Regions from separate parts of the Mus musculus genome. Here region 1 is linked to region 2. The links are chromatin loops, found by intact Hi-C in ENCODE. Cell type or tissue: gastrocnemius. All regions are shown on one strand. Each heading gives the region's core, and the rest is flanking DNA. Links, peaks and the distances in the headings are about the cores only.

What was found. Hi-C counts contacts between places; a loop is a spot of excess contacts. Peaks named below come from ENCODE experiments on the same cell type or tissue, not always from the same donor. Only the 100,000 strongest peaks of a DNase experiment are listed, where the experiment ranks them.
Region 1: a loop joins it to region 2, with 1.9 times the contacts of the local background. A loop is called at or near these places in 3 of 42 quality-filtered maps.

What each region holds. Positions count from the first base shown.
Region 1 is chr13:34,247,041-34,252,412 of GRCm38, forward strand. The region is part of intron 3 of Slc22a23 (solute carrier family 22, member 23); the gene reads right to left. Among named protein-coding and RNA genes, the nearest start is that of Gm52037, 52 kb to the left of the region's middle. In gastrocnemius, for the core only: no CTCF peak of the experiment used is centred there; DNase peaks (open chromatin) are centred at 2,483 and 2,725; H3K27ac peaks cover 1,376 bases.
Region 2 is chr13:34,343,232-34,348,603 of GRCm38, forward strand. It overlaps Slc22a23 (solute carrier family 22, member 23), which reads right to left and starts at 1,987. Exons shown (of 10, transcript NM_001382849.1): 1 at 928-1,987. The coding sequence starts at 1,566. In gastrocnemius, for the core only: CTCF peaks have their summits at 1,372 and 2,122; DNase peaks (open chromatin) are centred at 622, 1,359, 2,083 and 2,674; H3K4me3 peaks cover 2,969 bases; H3K27ac peaks cover 2,908 bases.

The DNA of each region.
Region 1 (5,372 bases), core at 251-5,250, 96 kb before region 2:
AACTGCTCCCCCTGGGTAAACATGAAAGTCACCAGGTCTCCTCTGAGCAGGTCAATAAGGAAGGATGACGTTTCCTGCCTTGGCTGTAAGGACAGCAGGGCTTTCTACCCAAGAACTTAGGAGACGGAAGATTTCCTCTGGCCTCTTCTCCCACCTGTCATCTTTCCCCACCCAGTTCTCTGTGCTGGTGGGTTTTGTCCCCTAAGCCTTGAATAGCACAGAACTGGCTAGTGGGAATCCTGAATGCATTTCCCTCTCCTGTCTAAATCTAGTCCAAGGAATGACTCAACTCTTCTATCAAAACACAGGTCTGAAGCTACACGGCAGCCCTGTGGCCCCTGGCATTTGGGGTATTCTCTCTTTGATGTGAATCATCTGTAGTGTATCCCTGCAGGTGCTAAACAGGGTAGGAATATCCTTTCTTTCCTCTCCCGGCACCTCTTCAGAGCCTGGCTGGTAGTTAGCCTGTCAATGTTGGTATAAGCTGTTTTTATTATATTAGGATGCATCATCTCTCTTCCTACATATCATTGTGCTTCTGTTTGTCAGAGAATATTGAATATTCAACCAACCAAGTAGTTTAAATATCACACTGTATGGGGAGATAGAAAGGGAGAGGGGAGAAGAGAAATTCTTGAAACAACTTAGAAATGAGTTGAATGGGAAAGTGGGAAGAACTCTAGCATGCTTTACGAGGACAGGTTTGTTGCTTCTAATGCTCTCCCATACAACCTTTGAAGAAGGGACCCATACTGGGGTTTTAACTCCTCCATCACATGATGGAGATGATCACCACCAGGGAGTGTTAACTCTTCGTAGACTTCTAAGCCTGTGTTCAACAATCCGGAGGAAGAGGTAGCATCACAGATGCAAGATTCTTTCCAGACACTAGATGATAATCGTGACTGGAGACACAGGCACACGTGTGCATCTTCATTAAACTCTTAATCTGTATTATGTGCAATGCATGGAATGCTTTTGTTTTTTAAACACCGAACAAGAAGCATCAAGTGGACTCTAACCTTAATCTTCTGGGATGTGTTGTAGACTGACTGCTGTATAACCTTGCTGTCAAGAAGGGTCAGAAACTTAAGGAAACGACCCCTGCCCCCTGCCCCCTGCCCTGTTTTTGTACAATTCATGGCCAGCTTGGCGCTAAGAATGACATGACACTTTTAAAGGGCTGTGAAGCTTGTATGGAATTAAGATTTTAGCCCTCACAAACAATGCTTTGTTAGAACGAACACAGCTTTTAGCTTCATTCCAGACTGTCCCGGCTGCTATTGCATCTGAACAGCAGTGCATGTGAGAAGATGAGGCGGGAGGATTTGAATTTAAGGTCATTCTGGGCTATAAGGAAGGGAGTTACTGAGCTGCGGTAGCAGGCTCCCCACAGCTGCAATGTTTCTGTTCTAGCCTTTTATAGAGGTGACAACACCTGCCCCAAAGGCTGTGGAATGGACCATCTGACCAATTTGTAAAACAGGATTCAGAATGGGGTGTTCTTGTCATGTGCTTCAGACTTCTGTCAGAAAAGTCAGTAATGTTATTTTTAGAAACGCAAACAGTGGTTTTGTTAAAAGACATGACTCCCAGAAAAAAGGACGCCCCAAACCACATCAGAGACGGCCCAAATGGAACATGGGGGCAGCAAGGGAGAAGGCAAGAAGACCCCCCTGTCTGTACTGAGAGGGGGAACAATCTAGGACCATCAAAGAGCATTTTAATTTTTAATGCTGTTCTCCTTTTGAGGCATTTAATTTGTGGCGGGAGAGAAAGATGTGTTCTCTAAAACCATCCCTTTTTAAATTTACCAACTGATGGCTGGGAGCCTGCATTTTCGCTACCAGAAGTAACGCCAGGCTGGGCGATTTGAACACTGTCCATTTAAAATTCAAGAAAGCAGCGTCAGATGAAAAGTACCCTCGGAATGCCTGCAGACAAAGGCCTCATAAAAGGCTAATGCTATTTGTCTAGAATTACAGGAAAGAAAGTGAGGGCTGGAGAGGCCCTCTAGCCCCAGCCTTTGTAAGGCCCCCTTGATGGAAAAGAAAGCTCCCCATTAGCATTCTAGTCGGGGCTCTTTGTCCAGTGTAATCTGAGGACTGTGGAAAGAAAGCGCCTGGTGATTTAACCTCCTTGGGTGGAAAAAGAAGAGAGGGGGGGAAGGGGAAAGGGAATCTCGTGTTATCCACTAGTGTTGGCAGAAAGGCACATGCCATGATTTTATGGGGCTGGGGTGATGAGCTGGGCACCCCAGGGCTGTGTCCAGAGAATGCCAGGCTGTGCACAGCACTAGGCCGACAAAAACCCAGCGTATAGGCACAGAGTCTGGATGAAAGGCCCTTTCTGTCATTCCCTAGCCCTCCTCCCTCCCTGCTGCTCTGGAAACCTCTCTAGCCTTCACCCTTTTTGGCTCTGCCTCAGATGGGCGCACTTCAGGAGCCACAGTGGATCTCCTCCCTGTCTCCTCCCTACCCGACACCATGCCAAGAAAGCCAGAGGGCCTTACGGATGCCACATTCCTACTACTTGTCACCGATACGGTCACCAAGGAGACTTGTTGCTTCCCTGGGGATAACCAGGAGACGCAGGTTGTAACACATTTGTGACAGAGATGCATGTCCCTAGATGAGCAGGATGGAAGGAAATGATGTCAAGGCCTGGGCCACACAGTATAGATGGTAGAAGCATCTTGAGGATGCCAGAGAGCCTCCTGTGGACAAGCCAAGCAGGGCAAGAGAGAACAATGCCCAAGGGACATAGTGGCCCGAAGCCCAACTGGCAAAACTGCTCCTCTCTGTAATTAGAGTCAAGGTCGAAGTACCCTGTTGTCTCCCTTCTATAGAGTCTAGGAATCCCAGGCACATCAGAACAGGAGGACACAAGAGAACAGTGAGGAAAAGAGGAGCTTGTCCTACAGAAGTGCAACCCTTGAATACAGGTCCTCATGTGGTGATGGCCCCCGACCATAACATTATTTTCATTGCTACTTTATAAATGCAATTTGACTGCTGTTAAGAGCTGTAATGTAAATGTACTTTTGGAGATAGAGGGCTGTCAAAGGGCTTGTGACCCACAGCTAGAGAACCACCGTTCTAGAAGACACATAAAGTCTCTTGTCCTGATACTGACTGGGGAATCTGCACACACACACAGATACATAAGGGCACACATGAAATACATAAATATAAATACAAACATGGTTTAGGAGTGCACACGAACACACACATATACAGAGAATGAGAGGGTGAGAGAGAGTGTGTGTGTGTGTGTGTGTGTGTGTGTGTACCCTGAGTCTCAGCTGCTCTGGTATGTTTACTAAGGACACCTGCTTTAAAGGTTCAATTTCTCCAAGCTTCATGATCTCCACCTTACTCTCATTTTCCCATCTGACAATCAGGAACTTGTTATTTGGGACTCACCTGGCTCATGGGAAACGGAACCATGAGAGTCTATAAGTCATGTTCTTACCTCCTATGAAAATGTCCAGACTTCTTTAGTGCCCGAGACTTAGTGTGACTTACCGGTGTTCAAAAATAAAAAAGGGATTGCAAACTGACCTTAATCCAAGTGTGGGATTTTTGCCAAGAAGGAAAAACACACAATGAAACAGCTAGAGCAGCAGGTGGGAATACCTCCATATGACATCTGCATAAATGTGTGTGTGTGTGTGGGGGGGTTGCACACATCTGGAAGGGGATCAGATGGCTGTAACATTTCCATTACATCTGAGAGCCTGTCTCACAGACCCAAGAACCTTCCTGTCATTCACAGACCCTCTGGCTATCAGCCATGTTCCAACAGAACTGATGAATAAGGTGGGAAGTCTTAAGGACTTAAAAGTAGGAAGTAAATATAACTACTATGCAAATATTGACAAATACCACAGTTCATGAGTTTAAGACTAGCTAGTGCTCAACTTAGTCTAAACTACACATGACAATTGGCTGCCTCAGAATTTAAGAAAAAGAATCCTTCATTTCTGGAGATCTCTCTCTCTCTCTCTCTGTCTCTGTCTCTGTCTCTGTCTCTCTCTCTCTCTCTCTGTCTGTCTCTCTTTGATAGGGTTTCTCTGTGCAGCTCTGGCTGCCCTGGAACTTGCTTTGTAGAACACTGTAGAACTCTGACTTCAAATTCAGAGATCCACCTGCCTCTGCCTCCCAAGTGCTGAGATTAAAGTCGTGTGTCATCACTGCCTGGCCATTCCTGGAGATTTTGAAGAGCAGACAGTAAATGGCTATGGAAGACAGCACTGGGATCTTTACCTACTTCCCAAACCTAAATTCCCCCCCCCCCAATATTTGGAGAGAGAGAGAGGCAGGCAGACAGAAAGACAGACAGACAGAGACTGCAGTCTGTCTTCTCAAATCACTGGATCTAACACACTCCACAGACTGTGAAACCCTGGTGCTAGGCTTTGCAGCTGCAAGCAGCTCTGGTTCAGGGTTTATGGGCATTTCCTAGATCATACCTGCACCAGGAGAACATTTAATGGAAAATAAAATAAGTGTTCTGAAATGTTTGCTCACAAATCACCAAGTCCATAAAGTGCTGACCTCCTCTTCCTCTTGCCAAAGTTATTCCACTGTCCCTTGCTCTGCCACTCAAATGTGCTTCTGTCATTTCTAACCCTCAGAGGTACGGTTATCAAAAAGGAGACAGCTCTTTCTCACTAGAGGCAGACCCTTCCTTCCACAGGTTTCTCAAGACCCCAGATCTGGCCCCAAGTCATATGACATGGAAGAAGCCACATGCAACGTCACCTTCCAAATCCAAGGCACTGATTGTTCCCAATCTCTTTCTAGCATGCAACTTTGCTTTTCTCTAAGAAGATACTGGGGAAGGACTTTTCTGTGGTCAGGTGGTGGAACTCCCTGACATGAGCCTAAAGCTAAGAGGTGCTAGGTCACCTTACCTCTCGGGTAAACCTTCTGGGTAGACTTGGGGGAATTTTGGTGACAATCACAGATAGTCTTTAAAGACTTTAAAGTTAACATGGTCAATATCAGAAGACACATGGAAGGCTCAGAGGAACTCCGAGGTCACAGGCACATGTGGGCTTCCATACGAACCACCTAACATGACCTATTCACCTTGGAGCAGTCAAGAGTACCAGGCAGGCAAAGAATCTCTTCCAGATCTCAGTGACAAATTAACAGGAGACATACATGAGAGACTGAGGGTTCTTGGGCCTTTCCTCTCTTCTGATGCATGTGACCTTATATGATATAGGTTGGAGGAGCAAAAGATTCTCCACCCATCCCCACTGCACTTAGTATGTGCCTCCACAGCAGTGACCTCTGCACCATGATCAGACCCACAAGTATATTAGGGATGATGTTAAATGTCTCAATAATACAGCAGTCTTT
Region 2 (5,372 bases), core at 150-5,149:
AGAACACTCCTGCTGTACCACACAGAATGCAAGACCTTTGCAAGGGACAGGGAGGACAAAGTGCGAACTGGGACCAGTTCACCAGGTCTCAATGCCTGAGACCAGAGCAGGTGCTGTACAGGAGCAGCGATGACACCCTGCAAACTTCCCACCTTCCTATGCTATGGGACTATTTACTGAAGTCCTGAGAAAGTATTTGAGGGAACACATTAAAGTCTACAGTCAGATCTCTGGGAAGGACAACTCATGGTTGGGGTGGGGGTGGGTTGGCCAGGGAACTTTTTAAAGGGCTCTGCTTCTTTGTCTATAACTTGGATTCAATTGGCTTTAATCTGTTCAAGGCACGTGTGGGGAGGCTGACATCTGCTAGAAAGAATATCTGAGAGTAGAACACTATTTCTCTTGGATAGTTAGTTCTTAGTGGGAGACACAGGGACAGGCAGCCTGCAGAAAGAACATGGCTATGTCCTGGCTCCAAGGAGAAGCCCTAGAAGAGGGATTGAGTCTTCCAGGGCCCCTGCTGAGCCATCAGTGAGTCTGACACCTTAGCTAGATAGAGGAGAGGATTTGAACCTTTCGGGGGAGGGGAGCCCTTTCCATATGTGCACTGGGACAGGAGTTTGTGTGGATATTAGAAAAGGCTAAGTCGGTCTCTTTGAAGCGGATGCAGCGTCACGGGCACCGCAGAGGGCGGCAAAAAAGCCTTGGCTTCACATCCAAGTAAGAGCATCTCCTTTGAGGGACAGCCGGGAGCCCAGTCAATGCGGGGTTGTGCGTACACAGGCTAACATTTTGGGTTCCTCAACTGGGTAGGTTTGGACCTAAGTCTGCAGAGAATGAGAGATGGAGCACAGAGCAGAGGCGACCGAGGTCAGAAGAAAAAGGTTCACAAGAAGAACGCGGGGACGCGGCGGTCGTGGCCCTTACCTTGCTGACCACGTTTTGGATGAGACCAGTGCGGATGCCGTAGTCCCACGCGTGGCAGTCGCAATTTGAGTCGTTGTTCCCCTTGCCTGGAGGGGATGGGAGGGGTGGTGTGTCGCTGCTGTTGCTTCGGTTGCTCGTGGTCCCCCAGGAGGCAGTGGAGAAGGGGGTGGCCGAGGGGCTGGTCCAATTGCCCATGTCACCCCATCGGCCGGTGACAGTGGCACCCGCCAGCTCGGTGCCTTTGCCGGCCCCGCGGCACCAGAAATCGGGCTGGTCCAGAAGGAAGGAGTCCGAGAACTGGCTGAAGCCAATGAACAGTGCCGGGATCCAGGTGAGCACCACCAGGGTCTTCTGGTAGCCGCCGCCCAGGCCCCCGAGGAAGGGCAGCACGGAGCCATCGTAGTCCAGCAACAGGAGGCTCGGGGCGGCTGTCGCCGCGCAGCAGCTCGAGTGCGGGCCGCCGCTGGGGTGCAGCGCAGGCAGTGGCTGGATCTCCGCGCTGCTGCCGGAGCCCGCGCGCCCTCCGAGGGGCGCCGAGGCCGCCGCGTCCCCGGGCGGCAGGGAGCCGTTCTCCTCCGCCGGGGCCGGCTGCCGCCCGGCACCACTACCCGCCGCCTCACGCCGCCGGTCTATCGCCATGGCCAGGGCCCGCGGCTCCCGCAGAGGCGCATAGAGCGCGGCGGAGCTCGGCGGGCGCCCGGGCACAGCGCCGCCGCCGAGGAGGAGGGCCCGCGGCCGGAGAGAGTGCTCCGGGCCCGGCGAGTCAGGCCACCCCCATGTCACCCGCGCACCCCCGTGCCCTGGGCGCCGGGCAGAAACCGTTCGAGTCCTCAGCCGCCGCGGCTCATCCGCGCCGCGGCCCGGGCGCCCGCCTAGCTACGAGGCTCTCCGCTGATGCGCGCCGGCCGGGGAGGAGGAGGAGCCGGACCCGCGCCCTTGTCGCGACTCGGGGCCCTGCGGGCACCGGTGCGCGTTGTGCTGGGGCCGCCGGCGGCCGCGGGTTGGGAGATCCTCCACGGACTTCGGGCGCTCCCGGAAGCCGCAAGCTCGCAGCCAGCCTGCGGAGCCGGCCGCGCTCTCGGCTCACCGAGCCGGCCTCCGCCTCCCGCCCCGGCCCGCCCCCTCTCCCCCCGCCGAGGTGGAGGTAACCGCGGCACCTGCTGCGCCGCTCCTGCGCACGAGCGCCCCCTCCAGCCGGGCCGTGTCGCCACCGCCCGGACAGACGCAGGGGCGGGGAGAGGGACACCCGGGCCGCTGCAAGATCCCTGGTGGTCTCTGGGCGCGGGGGACGGGGGTCACCAAGGAGTCTGCACTGGCTGGGAGTGAGAGGACAGTGTCGTCTGCCAGTCTCAAGTCCCACAGCCGCAAGGGACCTCGCCCCGGGCACACCGGCTCTCCGTGACCTCTGTTCGTTTCCGAGGTGCCTGGCGGCTGGCACCCCACTCCTGGTCTTGAGCCCAAGGGTTGCCTGTCTTCCAGAACAACCTTCTGTTCTTCTTCCAGACTCAAATAAGGCAGCTTTTTATGGTCACGGAGCTGGGGCAAGGAGGCATGTTTGCCAATTTTAGGATGACAGCCCCTTACAACGCTGGGTCACACACGACCTACTGCAGCACCCGCCCCAAATCGCCATTTCTTTCTGTGCTCCAGAATGAATGTCAAATAAACACAACTCTAGAAGGCTAGACCTTCAACAGAAGCCACACACTCGATACAAACGTGAATGAGGGCGGCCTGCCCCACCCCCTCCCCAAGGTCTCGGAATCACAATTCCTATGCTCTGCGCACAGGCGCGCACACATCTACACCTCACAGGAGATCCAAATGCTCTTGGCACTCCAGACTCCAGAGCCAGCCTTGCCCAGCTAGCACTATATAAATAACACCAGCCCTGCGGCAAACGGCCGCATTAGCATATCTTCTCCTGCGTGCCAGGCCTGACACCAGTGAGAATTATGCGGCTTTCATCTTAGCCTCACTACATTCTCGAGACATTTCATATTCTGAGAAGTTTATTAATGGAATTAATGGAAATCTTAAATGGAGCAATCTATCTCTAGTCTTATTTAGCACAGGGGAAGGAAGCTCGCGTTCTTTTCCCAAAAGCATATCCTGCGAGTACATGTATGGAATGCGTTCTTTAAGCATCTCCGTTATTTTCTCAGCTGCATGTTGTATAATTTAGTGGGAGACTTTTTTTTTTTAAGCATGCAGCTCAATGTTCCAGTCAACATGTACTTACTGCTGAAATTCTGACACGTGGAGAGAACTATTTCTGAAGACTGCCAGAGAGCTGGACTTTGGGGAACCCAACTGTGAATTTTCCTGAGTGGCTGGGAAGGGGAGATTAGATAACAATAGACGGAAGAGACACAGGCTGCAGAAGACACTAAAGGTCTGGGAAACCCAGTCTGGAAATTTAAGCACATTTAATGACATACTTGAGTGAGAATGTCATTATGAAACCCATCATGCAGTATAATGATTATAATCTAATAAAGTATTATTTTCAAAATCAGGAGTGACAGTGCAACCTGCCAATACATGTGATCTTCTCTTCCTCCTTCTCTTCCTCCCCCTCCCCTTCCCCCTCTACCCTCTTCCTCCACCTTCTTCTCCTAATTTCACTTTATTGGTTAGTTTAACTTTTCTTCCCCTCATCACTTGAAGAGCTAATCCTTGGGACGCGCTCACCCCACACCCCAACAGAACAGAGTCAGCATTCAATGAATGAATGTTAGATATTTATTACTGACTCCACCCTCTGCACACAACCTACATTTTCTTATCTGACTGAAATGTAACAAGCCAGGCTTTCTCTCATTCCCCTTCCGTGTTGGTTCTTTCAAAGGAAGCCTGCTCCGTGTCTGGGTCTGACTCCTTTGCTCAGCTGCTCACTAGGAACCTAGCTGAAACTTTGTAAGTCACTGCAAAACACAGCCATTGATCTTAGCAATGGCTCATCTAATTGGGAGAAGAATCATGGGGAACTTTGGAGGGGGTTGCTTTCAGATCCACAGTCATTCAATTCTTTCCTCCAGGGCTGAGATGAAGTGAGCGTTAGATGCTTGACAAACCACTGGTTTTAGATCCCTAGTCATCTAACCTCGAGGGTTCTTTCATTTCAACATGTAGGAACAGATTACCAACCACAGAAGAGTTTACAACAGTGTTTGTTTAAAAGGAGTGACAGATACTATTTGACGAGTAATCACTTTGCTACATACATAAATACCAAAGCATCCTGTATACGTTACATATTTACAATAAAACAAAGCTTAGAACCCTACAAAAAGTAGGGGCTATAAAATGAAGTCTGTTTGCCTTCTTAAGGAAAGGCTATTTGTATGCTTTTAAGGTGGGTACAGCCCTGGCCTAGAAGGACCTTCATTTTAAAGCTCTTTATTCTTATTCCAAAGTCTAGCAACAATCCCCAAATGGTACATTCTGAGATTTTGGAGACATGCTGAAAAATGGTGCTCTCTAAAGCTAAAGCCGAATGAAACCAACACCAAATGTTTGGAATTCACCAGCAGCAGCAGCAGCAGCCTCAACCCAGGCGCTGTAATTAAGTTACTGATTAGATTAGGGGCTTCCTTAAGTCCCTCTTGGATCAACATTTCTCCCAAATCTAGTCAAGACGATTAAAATGTAACTAATTTAGAATAAACTGGCCCTCTATTTATTAAAACGCACCACAGGTGACCTCAGGATGAGCCCTAGAACAATGAAGTAAAGCAAAATTGATATTCCAGAGTGGATGGCGGCCTCCAAGGTGAGTGTTTAAAGCCTCCCCCCGCCCCCCCCCCCCCCAGCTAGTATACAGAAGTTGGTTGTTTTCAACTAGCAACAACCCCACCCCGTATTTTTTGGATGGCCTTTGCTGTTAGCCGTTGTTTGACTTACTTACTTACATACTGGCTTTACCTTCCACCTCCAGAATGTAAGCACCTAGTAGTTCCCTTGCTCAGCAGTGTTCCCGGAAGTGATAACAATATCTGCACATGTGAGATTCTCAGTGTGTCCTTGCGGAGTGACTGAGTACACCCAGCTGTGATCATCTGATGATGTCCTCTGTTAAGATCTACAAAGGCTTTACCTTGACTCTTAAGTCATTAAGCAAGCTTTTCATATTTGTTTAATCTCTCAAGCAAGTGTTCAGCTGAGCCAACTTAAGAATTCAGTTGAACTTGACAATCCCATGACTTGTGAGCTATTGTGGTTAGTGGATTGCTCTGGATAGGAAGTTGTCTGTTGGCTTTGCAGCTCACAGACTATATGTAAAGTTTCCAAAAAAAAAAAAAAAAACACATCACTGCCAGCATTTCAAAATGGAAGGACTGAACATGTTTTTAAACTGTGTTTGGGAATACTCCTAACATAGCAGATGTCTGGCCTTTTCCTTGCCCCGTATTTATGGGGCCATGCTCACTTGAAATACAGTG